2 separate regions of the Mus musculus genome follow, and region 2 is linked to region 1. Evidence: chromatin loops called from intact Hi-C (ENCODE). Cell type or tissue: heart. All regions are shown on one strand.

Region 1 (8,000 bases):
TTTGCCCTTTTCTAAGCTGGAGCTTCCCACCTTGGACTCAGGGTTCTAAACATCACCTTTCAGAGAAAGATTTCTCAGTCTTTTAAGTCCTCTACTGTTCTCATGGCTATTCACCAGGCTTCTTTGTATATTCACTCCTCAGCTAATTACCTGTGTTATTGACTTTTTCACCTGCATCACTAGCACTCAGCACAATCATGAGACAAAACAAAAAACCAAAACCAAAAACAAAAATAAAAACAAAAAACACATAAAATCATCACATGAAAGAATAAAAGAAGCATTCTATTTCTTTTATTGTATTATTGCTCCCATATTAGCACATGTTGAGAAATGGGATTATAACTTCATGTATAAGTAAGCCCATATTTGTATGTGATAAAACGAAATATGTTTGTGTCATACCTCAACTCAAGGAAGACCCACTTGCTAGCTTTCTCTGGCTTTCTCTGGTTCTGTGCTCTTCTGTCTTCTTCTTCTTTGATTCATTACCACTTGGTTTTGTGTTGGTCTAGTTCATTGGTGTGCAATCAGCATCTGGCACAGAATAGGCTTTCAGCAGAAGCTGAGGGATTTATTACCTAATTAACCAGTTTCCTCTCAAGGAGGTTTGGGGAAGAATGGGTGAGGTTTTGCTAGTTTCCTGTCTTCATGGCAATCTTGATCTGTTAAGGAGAATCTTGTTTCTGAGGCACTTCAGTCCTCTGTTCCCTTTCTTCCTGGCTTCTCAATAGTATTTGGATGTTACTCATTAAGACCTGAATGTACTGTTTTTCTATACTTATTGTCACACATTCTAAATACTGTACACACAGTGATATAAACACCTACATATTCGTGTGTACATATGGTTGTCACTGAAGATGTTATTATAAAACATAAATCTGTATAAACCCATAAGTTTACCCCAATTGAAAACTTAAAATAATCCCAGCCTCGATCCCTGTGAAAGTCATCTAATTAATGTTTCTTAATCGATGTTTGCATGTTTGAAGGTTTCTTATGATTGATGTGTTAATACTGACATGTTATACATGAGTTTATAAATAGTGTAAGATTCACCATGGATTTTTAAATTTTTTTTATTAGATATTTTCTTCATTTACATTTCAAATGCTATCCCGAAAGTCCCCCATACCCTCCCCCCACCCCGCCCTGCTTCCCTACCCACCTACTTCCACTTCTTGGCCCCGGTGTTCCCCTGCACTGGGGCATAAAGTTTGCAATACCAAGGGGCCTCTCTTCCCAATGATGGCTGACTAGGCCATCTTCTGCTATATATGCAGTTAGAGTCTGATGAAGTCAACGGTGGATTCAAGATTAAAGGCAATGCCTCCCTCTCTCCCTGAATCTATCAGCAGCAAATGGTTCATTGGTGATGGTTAGGGCCTTAGTCTCTCCCAGCTAGCTGTTCATGGGCTCAACCTTGTGTCATTCTTGGCTTTAGCCAGAGAGTTCTTTCCACTGCACTGCAGTGCCTATGTAAGCTTCTGAGATCATTAGGTGCTCATGTCTAACCAAAACGTTTAGTCTGCCTTTCTGTAGCTCAGACAACTTGTAGAAGGCTCGATAGAATGCAAGACCTAAAGACGGGATAAGGTCTGCACTATGCTATTCTTACAAGCAGCTAGTACTAATGCAATCGTTTACTCTTATTCTCTCTCTCTCTCTCTCTCTCTCTCTCTCTCTCTCTCTCTCTCTCATTTCACTGATGCAATAAGTTATCTACATAGTAGAAACCATTGCACTGCTCTTCCCTCCAATTGGAATAACTTTCAAATCTTGTGAATTTCTTTAAATCTTCAGCACAGAGTAATGAATGATTCCTGCCCAGTGAGACCTTTCCTGATCACTCGGTTTTAACCAGCCTTTCCCACAGGTTACCCAATCGATCTTTCTTAATTTCTTCTTACCACTTAATAGCTAACCCTCAGGTATTCTTGTTTGAGTTTCTTTTTCATTTGTCTCACATGCCGTTCTCATGCTGGGAATGCAATGATCTTGAGAGCAGAACACAGCAATGTTGAGTTCCCAGTTTCCAGGCCTGTGCATGACTTGTGCTCCTTATTAAAAAAAAAAAAAGTACTGTTGAACCAACCAAAGTTTGGAACGGAACATTCCCAGTGGAGGATGAGAATAAATGTTAATCCTTTGTTCCATTTGTTGAGAACACTGGATCTAAGTATATGATGCCTTCCTTAATGTGAACAACCTTCAAACTTATGTCTGGCCACAGGGGACCTGAGTACTACAAAACCCTGGGATTTGAGGAATAAGAAATATTATGCTAAAGTTTCAGAGAAGGGTTTCTTATTTATACTAAGATGGTCTCTCTCTGTGTGTCTTTATGTTAGGCTACTATGATAGTTTCTACAATTACCAATTTCCCCCATGTATAGGTTGTTGATGATAATCTCTTCCTCTTTGCAAATGTGACAGAAATATTATGTGCTGCTTAGCCCTTTCTGAACATGACACAAGCTAGGGTCTTCTGAGAGTCAATCTTGATTGAGAAAATGCCTCCTCCATCAAGATGACCTGTATGTGGAAGGGCCCTGCCCATGGTCCATGGCATCACCCCTGCGCAGTTAACTCTGGGTTGTTTGCAAAATCAAATTGAGTAAGCTGTAGGGCATAAGCTAGTGAACAGCATGCTTCCATGAATGTCGTTTCAGTTCCTGCCTCCAGGTCTCTACCTTGAGTTGCTTCCCTGAATTCCCTTCGTGATGGAGTGTAACCTGCAAGAGGAAATAAACTCTTTTCTTTCCAACTTGATTGTGGTCATGGTTTTGTCACAGCAAACTAGGACACAAATGCCAACATATTATACTTGTGAATATTGCATGAGGCTTCTACATTTATCAGACTGGGCATGAGCATAGAAATGCCCATTAGACAATGGCCATGTATCATTTATACTTGTATCATTGTCTTCAACAAATACATACAAGTCACAACTACGTGTCTGAAACTATGCCTGAAAGCATGTAATGGTTAAACATGTTATACTATTCCTCTTTGATTAATGGCCCTAAAAATTATTACTATAGTCAATATCATCATACCAGAAATATCAAAATTTTAACTAGACGTTAAATAGGGCAATATGGAAGTATACAACTCCCTTTCTTTTATTTGAAACTGTTGAGTTTGTGATTGGATATATGGCTTAAAATATTCTATCTAGTTATAGAAAATATACTTTCCAAAACCAAAACATTACTTTTAAGTTGGAGAAACTATAAGGACAAATAATTCTGGTCCTAGAGATTAAAGCATGATCAGTGAGTATTTAGAGAAGACCAAACATGCCCAGAAAAGATAAAAAAACAAAAACAAAAACAAAAAAACCACCTTGAGAACAGACACCATATAGCACACTACAAGAAAATATTTAATAACTGAAATATGAGACAGTACATTATGAAGATTAAAATCTACACCGAAGAGAACACATTCATTATTTTAATTTTATCATCAATGTCCCTTCTCTGATTTCTTCACTTGAAAGTTTGTCTGTTCAGGTGAATTTCCTCATAATCATACTAATCAAAGAGGGAGACTCACTGAATTTTTCAAAAAAAAATTATTCGTGCATGTTGCACGGAATTTCCTCTTAAAGAAATTCCACCACAGAACTTTATGCTGTAAATTATACCATTATTATTTTAAACTTTATGCCTTCATATTTTAAATCAATTAAATGTAAAATTAGACTTCTGCTTCTTGCAACTTGTAGTGATACTCATTACGATGTGACCAGGCCCAGCTGAACTGCCTTGTAGGTGAAAGAAGTTATATATATATACACACACATATATATGTGTGTGTATATATATTATATATAATATATTATTCATTATATACTATATATTATATAGTATATATATATATATATAATTCTGAAGGCTATAGCATTTGTCACCTATATCTCAAATGATAATGACTTCTCTATAGTATTTGAATCATTTTTTATTATTTAAAGACTGTTTCAAAAAAGAATGTTGCACATAAAAGCATAATAGTGAGACACCAAGGAGGCGGGCATTATTAAGAATATTATGCTACGACTGTTGCTTCTCGATTACATTGAAAAATAGAGGAAATGGTTTTTCTGACAGGCACCGCTTGCCTGTTTCAGTGAACAATCCTTTGGTGACATCTAGTGGTCAAGCACAGATTTAGTTACACACATTTTCCAAAGCTTTGGGAAGTGCAGGCCCTAACAAGGAAATTTAATAATCTATGTGCTTCATCAAAATACCTCCAAAGTGGTTAAGAATAAATTGATAATAGAAAAAGAGAAAAAGCAGCATTTACAAAGCGTGTTGACAGTTTATTGTGAGAAACTTTTTAGGAGAAGTTTTAAATAACTTGTTCTTTAAAACTCTTTTTATCCTGATGCTTAAGTTGTATGACTATGCTTCAAGTCTAGATATAAAAATCTAAGAATAAGCTTGGTTCTGCCGTGCTCTTTCAAGCCAACTTGATTTTGTTGAATCCCCCTGAATAATATTTCCCAACTTACACAAATGTGCCAGTACCCACATTTTCTTATTTGAAATTACCAACAAACCATTTCCATACAATTAATGGCAGGAAACTATCTTGGTTTTATTCCCCATTTAAGGTATGTTTAACATAAAACTACTTGACCAGAAAATAAAATAAGATAAAATCTTTGAACATTAGCATCCTGCAAAAAACCAAAATTATCTATATTTTTAGCAAATTTATTCATTTAGTACTATGAACACCTTTTAGTCAAGAAAAGACTATGCTGGAGACTGCCAGAGCCTGTCTTCAAAGGTGCATATGCTAACAGAAATCAGGAGTGGTTTTCAAACATTGTTTAATCTCAAATTTATTTTCAGAAAGCTATTCTGACTGTATAAAGGCCAATCTATTTTATTTTTCTATGACTCTCCTATTTACTCTTTGGAATAAAAATCTATCAAGAAGCTGGCAGGGGTTGAGGGAGGTGACAGCTGGGTGTAAAAGTTATGTGGACATTACAAGTTGAGCTGGGTTTTTAATAATTATCCAGTTAATTTAATCACTTTAGGTGTTTAAGTACAAACACAATATTTCATAGTGTCATTTGTCTACATGCATGTGGCTGTGTTGATTAAATTCAATGTTTAATTTCCACTTTGCTTTGTTGAGTTTTTCCTGCACACCGACAGGCAACCAAGGGTATGTGATGATCTAAATGCTGTACCCTCTTGAGATAAAAATATTTTCTTTGTACTGGATAAACTCCACTGCAGCAATCATAGTTTTGTAAGGATCCATGGTTTGTGAAGAATGATACCCCACACTCAAATAGTATGCAACAGCAAAGCGTGTTTATTCCACTGTAAATCAAGATGGAGAATAGAGGTGTGGACTTTGCCAGGTCAATGTAAAGCCTTGTTAGGCGAGGAATAAGTGCCTTTCACCTCCTTTCCTGTGATTGGTTGACTCCATCCCCAAGGGATATATCTTTGTGATGGGTTAAGGCTCTGGGAGATTTGGAGGACCTCTGCTGATGAACTACACTTGGCTCAGGTGGGCTGGGGAGGCAGCTTGTTCAGCTCCTGGTTGGCTGTCCGTGAGGGGTGGTTGTTTGTTTGTTTGTTTGTTTTGTTTTTCCCTAGAATTGACTTGTTTTGGACTTTTCCAGATTTGAGAAACTTAGGCCTAGTCTCCCAAACTGCCAGCTTGCAGCCTGTCAGGGAGTCAGCCTGGCTCCACCCAACTCAATCCTCTCACTTTGTGAGCAGACAATATTTTGAAATGCAAGATCAAAAATTTAGGGTAAATTCCATTTATTCCAAAGTCTTTACTAAGCTCCTATGCATGCCAATTTTCATTTGTATTTTAAGTAATCCTTTAAAAGTCTGGATTTATGCAATGGCAACTTTCACTCTTATGTGGTTACTTTCTTCGTCTTACAGAATTTTTCTGTTTAAGACCAGCATGTATGTCTCTTGTTCAGGATTTTCTTCCTACTGAGATTGTCACAGACTTTGAATATTGATGACATTTATTAATGGGGTAAGTGGCTGTATAACTTTGTCTACATTTTTGTTCTCCAATACACTAAACGACACTTAGATCTTCTAACATCAAGTCTAAGTGTCTGTCTTTTACATTTTTCTCTTTCAAAGCTTTTATTACAATTACCTTCTAAGTATGTTGATCTTGCAGGAACTTCTCGAAATCTGGCCTCACCCTTTCAAGACACTGATTATTCTACGAAGAGTTAAGTTTCTGCATTTTTGTTGTTATTGTTGTTTGTTTGTTTGTTTTGTATTATTGAGGCTTCAGCATTCCATTAATTTAGCAGAAAGACTCTGGCTCAGGAGCAAAACCCAAAGTAACTCATCATCAAATCAGTTTGCAAATCTGGAGAGATTTTTTTCCTTCTTCTACCTAGTCAACCCACCCTTTTCACTGTAATGGAGCCGAGACTGTTTCAGAGATGCTCTTCCACAGGATAACTCTGTGCTGCTTAAGGACACACACATTCCAGCCATTAGGAGGAACAACTGCTATGGCCCTGAACTAGCAGAACAATTCAAGGACAAGCTACCTAGGTACTCAGTATTTTATGTTGAATGTATATTTGGCATTCCCAGTCTTAATATGAGGTACACATTTGAAAAGTAAAACAGAAAAGGCGTGAATATAAACTCAGTTATAAATACAGTCCATGTCATTAAACACGGTCTGTTTGAAAACATTCACAGAATATAGGTAGTGATTTATTTGTTTGCCTTGGTGGGCATGGAAATTCCTCTTTGCTAAACAATCTCATTTGAATTCTTTGTGTGCAGTAAAGTCTAAGCACTGGGGAAAACATTTTCCTTCCTATAACTCGATGTGGTTTGCATTAGTCCGTAATAAATATATTATGATATCCTATATACCTCCATTTACAAATCATTGTGTAGCTTCCTGCCAACCACCGCCAAAATCAACACACAGGTTGTTTCCCACGAGGTGAGTAAATGTGTATCTTTTAAAATTAAATCATTAACTTTTTAAAAAATTAATCATCTTACCTTGCTCACTAACCCAGACATGGATGGTACTGACCTCCCCGTAAGCAGTTTTGAAGGGTATTCAAAGAGATTGTGTCCTTTTCAAATCAGTTAAAATACGTTCATTTTGAACCTATTGGACTCAGAGTTGCTAAAAGGGAAACATCACAAAAATATTCAAGCCAGGATAAGAAAATGGTATCACTACTTGTTTATATCAAGGTACCTAACAAAGCATTGTATTTGCTTGGTAAAATACCAATTTCTTTCCTTGCAAGGTAGGAATGCTAGCAAAGTTTTAGTTATATATTACTGACATCAAATGGAGATGCCAATTAAACCACGTTTATTCACGTTAAAGAAATACAAACACATCACAGTATTGCCAAGAAGTCTTTTAATGTTGCATATTATATCTGTTTTAATAATTAAAAAGGAGGTCGATAAATATTGGTATGGTAAATAAGAACACATGCAAACGAATATTTTTCTCTCAAGTCATGAATGCCTAGGACAATAAATAATTTTTCATACAATGTTAATGTTGTCCAGCACGGCTGAGTGGATTCTTTTTCAAACACAGTTTTAACAACAGTTAAGAATCATATTGAAAGGGGGACTTGTGTGTGTGTGTGTGTGTGTGTGTGTTGTACTCACAGGGGGAGGATTTTGTGTGAAGCATATGGATATCCTGGTCTACCAGATCTATGCTTATTTCCTGAGACAAGGTTTCTTACTGCCCCTATAGCTACATTGGTAGCCAGCCACCTACAATCCTCTTATCTCCAGACTATGGCCACTTGTGTACTCACATTCAACTTTCTATGTGGGTGCTGAACTAAATCCTAACGCAAAGCAAGTACTTTCTCTCTCAGTAAGTCCCACCACTCCTAAGCCATTTGGTGAAAGATTTTAACTGCAGAGCACAGACCTAACTCATGTTGGATACCTACGAAGACTGTGCCTACCAAT
Region 2 (8,000 bases), 550 kb before region 1:
GGAACAGGGTGGTAGGAATTTAGACAGCATAGCCATGTTTGATATGAGCAGAAGACAGCATAACTCTATTGCACAGACTATGTTAAAAGACTGTAGGCTTGATGCTTTAGTCATTAGAATGTCTGGGAGGAAACTTGGCTGGGGGCTTGGAGTGGGGGATCTGATGGCACTCTGCTCCAAGACCTGACCCTCCCTGTTAGTATCTGTAGAGAGTCTGTCTTCTCACTAGTCACTCACAGTCTGAAGTTCACTGTATAGTGGTCGACGACACGAACAAAACTATTGACACATGTGGTTTTCTTTAAAGTCTTGAGGAAAACATATAACCTATAAGTATAATAGATAACTTAGTTTACTTGTATGCATTTAATAAATGTAAGTGCAAAGTACAGTATCGATTCTAACATCAGATAAGATATGCACCATTTCCCCCAAGTATTGGGTACATAAGTACCATCCTAGACCAATGCACTGAAAATACATGAAGCAGTTAAGGGTGGGTACGCTTCGAGGGCTAAAAACACGTTGAATTTGTCCATCTGTAAATCTAGGTGGGTGGATAAATACAGTTTAAGTTAAAATGATTGGTGAAAGCTCAATAAACGAACCTTTAAAGAACTGACTAAAATGACAAAGACCAAGTACTCAGAAAAATAAAGGTGACTCCAAAGGTTAACTCATGAAATGATAAGGTCCCTGGTGTTGTAGACGCATGGCATGAGATTGAATGAAACTGTTTGAGAAGGCCTACAACTCAAAAGAAAGTATTCCTAGTATTCTATGTATTTCTAGAACACTCTAGAATGAGCTATACGTAACTGTAGTAAGCACCATTCTTTTTATAAAGTCCAGTTTTCTAGAGTTTAACTGTTCTGCGCCTCTAGGATCTTCCTGAGCACAGGAGGATGTAACTGTTTGGAATTTTCTACAGGGACTTCTGGTTTCCAAAAGGGGCTAACATTTAAAAAATCTGAGTGAATTTGTTATATATCTAGATAGATAAAAGCTATTAACAATGACTTCCCACGGCTCTACCCCTTTTCAGTCACAAAAAAAAAGCAATATTCCTTTCAACTGATTCAGTTTTCCCCTGAAATTAACACTTAATTTGCTGAACTTATTAAGCTCCCCTAATAGCATTCTCTCATTAACGCACAAACAAACTTCATTTTCAAGAAGTATGAACTGGAAAATGCTTCGGACTTATGGACTTGTGGACAGGCCCACAATCGCATTACTTGTTTATATTTTCAATTGCATAAAATTTTATTTAAAATTCATCATAAATACTAAGAAACTAAACTAAACAATATGCCTTATTTCAAAGTTGGCTTCAAGCTGTCAAAAGGATTTTTCCCCTTTATGTCATTTGAAGCTCAAACATCAAATGTAACTTTCAACATCATCTCTCTTATCTTTCACTACACACATTATTCTGAGGATGAAGATTCCCACAGCACTGATGGGCATATTTTTGTTTTCACATGCCAGTACAATAGGTGGAAATTTATCTCACAGCAACAAGACAGCTGGTCCCGACTCATAGCAGACAGCAATGGATCAACGTGCAACTTCCTAAAGTGGGCTGCTTCTAAAATGTCCACAGACAACCCACACCTATGTTCTAGGAGCCGTGGAGCCTTCTAGAAACCATCTGGGGCTTGTTCTAGTGAGACAACCTTCTGCCTTTTGCTGTTCTCTGTGTACTTATTTGTCTCGTGTTATTTTCATCTCCTCTTCCTTCCTATAAATGGAGCCCTGCTCTTTTCTTTCCTGTCTCAATTTCTTGACTGTTTTCTTTAGCATGTGCAAGCATCTGTTTGTGAGCCCATGCCAGATGGATACAATTCATTATTGGGAAAATCTGAGGAAAAATAAAATCAAGGATCTTTTTACACAGGCAGGGGACGAGAGAAGGGTGGGGCTGGAAAAGTAGACACCGGTCAGGAGTATTCTGAAGCCACTCAGGGTTCCACTAGACGAGAGGCACTGTATAAACCCAGGATGAGGCTGGCCTTTAGCAGTGCAAGGAGATACACTTCACTTGCCATCCCGCCACCAATTGTATGTAAAATCGGTCAAAATCAGCAAGGAGCCTGGTTGTTATGGAGATATTCACTTAACACAATACATCAACGCCTATACGGTCTTAGCGAGCTTTGAGCTTCGTGATTATCTCAGTGACCATGTAATTAAATAAGAAAAAGGGCTGGGAAAAAACAATGGAAACACTGGAAGCCCAGTTGACCTGCAAGAGCTAGGTTGTTGCTCTTCTTGTAAAAGAAGCTCCCTGCTCCCATGGGTAGAGCTTCATAAACACCATGCAAATTATGATGACTGACCTGTTGTGTTTCAAGTCTTCTGTTGCTTTGCATGTCTTCTATAACTACTACAATCCCCATTTATAGCTAAAGTAACCTAGTCTTAAAATAGTACAAAGATTTAGTGGCCTAGATAGATCTTATAAAAAAACAACTTTAAAGCACACCTGTCAACTCCAAATGAGATTTTTTTTTTTGGATTCTACATCTGCTATTTTTTCCCATATAATATGCTGATTCTTCAAAAATGTCTAGCCAGTCTACACTGAAGGACGGTCCTATCATGGTTCAGATTTTAATGTATTTTTCAGGAAACATTAATATACAGTCTCTTCTATCATAAGGAGCTATTTCCCAACAGTTCCTGGAGATAGTACTTGAGAGTCACTGATATTAGTGAATGCTGAGGTTTTCTGTGAAGACCTAAGGAAACACCCGTGTTGTATCAAAACTATCCCCTCCCCACGTGCTGAGCTTTGAGGTTTGGGGAGACTAAAGCCACAGAGTCATATCATCTCCCTGACGCCCACCTTTCTTAAATACACGGGGATCTTAATGGTTATGGACTCCTGCTCAGCACAAATGAGCAACTGAACCATAGACAAATGCAGTGAAGAGCACTGGTCTGAAATGCACTTTGTGAGGAGCAATGTTCAAAGCACGCCCCCTGTAGGTACCTTTGGCCTGGGTGTTCCAGGGCTGAAGGGAACTCAGATCTTCACACCTTTAGGCAGTGCTCTCGCCATGTTGAGTGATAAGTTTTCATGCCAAGCATGCTTGAGCTAGCACTGCTCTTTAAGGCTTGCCAGTAACCCTTCTAGTCATGAAAATAACAAGAGATAGATCAAATAACAGGTCTTTCAAATTTTAAAGACACTGCATTCCTCTTCATGGGAACACAGCGTGACCAAGTTTATTTAGCTGAGATAGAAAATAGTTTGAGATGCTCTGAGTAGATTGAGTGCTGTGTTTCAGCACTGCAAACTGTCAAGCTGGTAATTTTAATAGAAACAAAGGATACAATTCTAAGATTTTCCCACTGTTCCTGGAACCGAGAACCAATTCCTTCACGTTACTTCATCTCAAAGATTTCCTTTTGGAAAAAGAGCAATTCTGGTTTCCCTTAAGTTGCCTTATTTACCACTACTTTGTTTGTTTGTTTTTTGTTTTTGTTTTTGGAGACAGGGTTTCTCTGTAGTCTTGGCTGTCCTGGAACTCACTCTGTAGACCAGGCTGGCCTTGAATTTAGAAATCCACCTGCCTCTGCCTCCCAAGTGCTGGGATTAAAGGCGTTCGACACCACGCCCGGCTTATTTACCACTACTTAATGTTCTGTCTCATGTTATCAGTATGTATGTCTGAGATAAAAACATGACATTTTACAGAGTAGAGAAGCTCACATATCAGAATTTAACTGATAATAACAGAAGATTTCCCTGTTCTCCATCTCAAGTCCACCTGTCTTAGGAAGGTGAAGTGCCCTGGAATGCTGTGCTCTGTCTATTCTGCTGCACTATATTCAGTTTACAAGTTAAGAGATTAGATCATTTAACCCATTTTTCTTTTTGTGCAACTTTAATGATTCACTGAATTTCACACTGAGCTTTTGAACACTTATAATCCAATGATGAAACAAGCTCCAAAAATTTAAAACAAACAAATAAACAAACAAACGAACCAGGGCCTAAGGAACAAATCATTCATTTACAAGGTAAAGTGAAGAAACACACAGCCTCAGCCACAAAGTTCACTGGTAGAGGGAGGGGAAGTGGACGCTGCTTCCAAAGATAAGCTGGAGGCAGCCACAGCAGCTTTACCCCCAGGCCACAGCTGCCTCACATCCCACTACTGCTGTTCTAGAAAGAGAGAGTAACTTCTCCAGTCTGTGGGTCAGAGGCCAACAGAAATCCCGTTTTGTCAGGATAAACTACTTGGAAGACAATGGCCCCGGTACCATTGAACTAACCACCACTGTTGACATCTGAGCTAGCTCAGAGCTTGACATCAGCTAGCACCCACCGGTCAGAGAGCCTCAGTTTAGCCTACCACAAGCCCCTGCTGAAAGACTCAGAGATACAGTTGTTGAGAGCAAGAGGGTCGGACACTGCTAAATGAAAGGATGCAGAAGGCAGGGGTTGGGCTCAAGCTGAGAAGTGCCTTAACAGAGAGAGTCTTGTCTTCTGCAGCTAAAACCACCTCTTATCAGCAGAACTTACTCACTGAGTTCAACAGCCCTGAACTTGAAGCCAAAGAGTCATTTACAATCGTGAGCTGCTAGCCATGCTTCACTGCTATGGACCCAAGAACTCTTAATTCCCAGTACTGTCTGACTTCACAGTGGCATCCCTCCAGAGGCACGATCGATGGCATCTTGAAGGTAGGAGGTCCTTTGATTTTACCTGTCTCTCTCTGTCTCATACTCTCAATGTGACAGGACACAAACTTTAGGTGAATGTTCCCAACCAGGTAAAGGGTATTCTCCCAGGACTCTTCAGGAGAGAGGGGAGAGCTAAGTGTGGCATACAAAGTCCCTGGCACACATACAAAAAGAAAAAAAAAAGTTACCGTGGAAACAGCTCTGGCAGACATCAGGAACTTTTCAACACAGACTCAACAACAGTACAAGCCATAGGAAAAACAGAAGCTCAGTGTTCAGCTGCTCCTGACACCCCACCCCACATACAGACATAGCAGATCTTACTTGAGAAATCAGAAAGAAGGTGATGGAACACTTCACTGACTTCACATGGGTTCTTGTTCTGGTTTGTTTTGTTTCTTAAGCGACACAACTAGCAAGTCTCTTATTTTGTTTCAAATAAAATAGGCAATTTGGCAATATGATACTTGTATAGAAAGCACATTTGTAATCAGTGCAGTGTAATAGTGTTAGAGTTTAAATTTTTTGTTTATTTGTTTGACAGGGTTTCTCTATGTAGCCCTGGCTGTCCTGGAACTCACTTTGTAGACCAGGCTGGCCTCGAACTCAGAAATCTGCCTGCTTCTGCCTCCCCAGTGCTGGGATTAAAGGCATGTGCCACCACTGCTCGGTTACAGTTTAAAATTTTAAAATATTTTTATTTACTACCTTTAACATATTCATCTAACCTTTGTTTATGCATTTTCCTCCTTTTGGGGCAATAATCTTCTTTAGTTTCTTTTTATTCTGCTTGTCTGTGTTTCCCTCTTCCTAGTCCAATATATGCTGTCTTATTCTGACTTCACTTTATGATTTTTTTCTCTTAAATTCTCATGTTGTATTATTGCTACCATCATCACATTTAACTGATTTTGTGAATACTCCCATTTGTTTGTTATTTTGTTTTGAGATGCTCTCATGTAGCCCATGTTAGCCTGGCACTTGCAAGGAAGACATATTGGACAGAGGAAGCTGAGATAACATTAACTCGCAGAAAGTCTCCTGCAGCTATAGCCACTTAATTTTTGACAAAGATACTAAACACACACACACACACACACACACACACACACTTGAAAAATACTGCTTATTTGTTTGTTTGTTTGTTTTTTTTGACACAAATGGTGTTGGGTCATCTACAACTCAACTGTGTTTTTAAGTGTAGAATGAAGCTAAAATTGTATTTGTTACCCTACACAAAAGCTACAAGTTTTTAAAAAAATCAAAGACCTGAACATAAGGACTGTTTATTGGACACTGCTTGAGGAAATCATAGGGAAAAGTTCACAGGATACAGTTAAGGATTTTCTGAACAGTCATGCTGTAGCACAGGAAAGAATCTCATGGGTTGCCCCCTGGGATGACGTGGAATTGGAGAACACCTGCACAGCAAAGAGAACAATCACCAGTAGGAAGAGATGGTCTGCAGTAACGGAGGAGATCTCTTCCAACCATCTATTACTTGGGGATTAGTATCTAGGATATATAAAGAGCTCAAAATATTTAGCAACCCCCATCATCCAATCAATAGATGGGCTGATGAGATTAAAATGAGAAATACAAAGGCAAGTAAGTTGAAAAAATATTCAATATCCACGTCATCAGGTTTAATGGCTATTCCTGGTTGTCAACTTGACTCTATCTGGAACGAACTACAATCCAGAATTGGAGGGCTCACCTGTGATCCAGATCTTGAGGCTGGAAGATACAAGTTTTTGACCTGGATCTTTGCATGGAGATCTTGAGGCATAGAGGCCTTGAAAAGCTTAGGCCCAGGCAAGGTAGCACATATCTTATTTCCCTTGAGACTGAGGCAAGGAGATCTCTGAGTTCAAGGTCAGCCTGGGACAAAACAAGTCCCAGATCCAGGTATGGTTGCACACACCTGTAATCTGGGCCACACCTTCTGCTGGAAGCCTATATAAGGACATTGAAAGAAGAAATATTCACTCATCTTCATCTACTTGCACTCAGTAGCCAGAACAAGTGTTGAAACCTACTTTTACAGAAGACCAGCTGAAACAACCAGACTTTTCAGTCTGAGCAACTACTAGATTCTTGGACTTCCTATTTATAGCTGACCATTGTTGGGTTAGTTGGACTACAGACTGTAAGTCATCACCGTAAATTCTCTCAATATAGAGACATTTCTTAAGTTCTGTGACTCTCGAGAATCCTGACTAATACATCAGGTGAATGCAAATGAAAACTTTGACATTTCATTTAACTCAGTTCTGATGATTATCATGAAGAAACACATCAATGCAAGTGCTAGAAAAAGATGTGGGAAAAGGAAACCATATTTGTACTGAGGATATAACTATGAATTGGTCCAGCCACTATGGAAATCCCATAGAGTTCCCTCAAAAAACTGAAATACAATCCATTCATACTGCTTTTGTGAGTATACCTGAAGGATTCTAAGACAATACACTGCAGGGTACTTGCACATCTGTGTCTATTCCAGCACAAGTTACAACAGCCAGTTGTGGAACTGGTCTAGATGTCCTTCAACAATGGATAAGCAAATGTGGTTTGTGTACACAGCAGGATTTTATGAAGCCACAAAGAAAAGCATAATCTTGACGTTTGGAAGGAAGTGAATGCAAGTGAAAATCACCATGTTAAGCAAAATAAACCAGGCTTATAAATATTGCCTGTTTTTCTCTGACATGAAACAAAGTTTAAAAGTGTGTGTGTGTGTGTGTGTGTGTGTGTGTGTGTGTGTGTGTGTGTAGTTATTGCTGTGTATGTAGTTCATAAGTCTAGAAAGGAGATCATGAGAGAAGTAAGAGATCTTAAGGAAGTTGGGAATTCATGAAGTTAAAGAATGTAATGTAATATGAGAGCAGATGTTAGGACTAATCCAAGAAAAGATAGGGATAATGGGTGAGAAGAGTTTCTAAAAGGAAATGAATAAGAATAAAAGTACCTGATACATGTCAATGAAGATTCCATTGTGAAACCCATTACATTTCATGTTAATCTAAACAAAGATGATAAAAAACATACTTTGATGAATTAAAATATATTTTTAGCTGCCAAGACTAGTCTGCACAGGCTCCAGACATCCGGGCACCTTCCCTGCCAGAGGAGAGGTGTCCACACCGCCCGGGAGAGTTTTGCCAGAGCATCTGCAGGAGCCATCTTCATTCCCAGATCCCGCCAAGACAGGTGAGAGTGTGGACTACAGAAGCTAACAGCTTCTGGGACAGGCAGGAGCCACAGAGCTTCTAAGGCAGGCCCCTTTTCAGGCTCCAGAC

What was found. A loop is a pair of places that touch in the nucleus more often than their neighbours do. Peaks named below come from ENCODE experiments on the same cell type or tissue, not always from the same donor. Only the 100,000 strongest peaks of a DNase experiment are listed, where the experiment ranks them.
Region 2: a loop joins it to region 1, with 16 times the contacts of the local background. A loop is called at or near these places in 21 of 42 quality-filtered maps.

Annotation. Positions count from the first base shown.
Region 1 is chr3:125,845,513-125,853,512 of GRCm38, reverse strand. No RefSeq gene overlaps it. Among named protein-coding and RNA genes, the nearest start is that of Gm40145, 50 kb to the left of the region's middle. In heart, a CTCF peak has its summit at 4,164 (motif pointing left); no DNase peak of the experiment used is centred here.
Region 2 is chr3:126,394,584-126,402,583 of GRCm38, reverse strand. The region is part of intron 1 of Arsj (arylsulfatase J); the gene reads right to left. It overlaps Gm35351 (a long non-coding RNA gene), which reads left to right. Exons shown (of 3, transcript XR_376048.3): 2 at 4,508-4,698. Among named protein-coding and RNA genes, the nearest start is that of Gm35351, 8.6 kb to the left of the region's middle. In heart, no CTCF peak of the experiment used is centred here; no DNase peak of the experiment used is centred here; H3K27ac peaks cover 670 bases.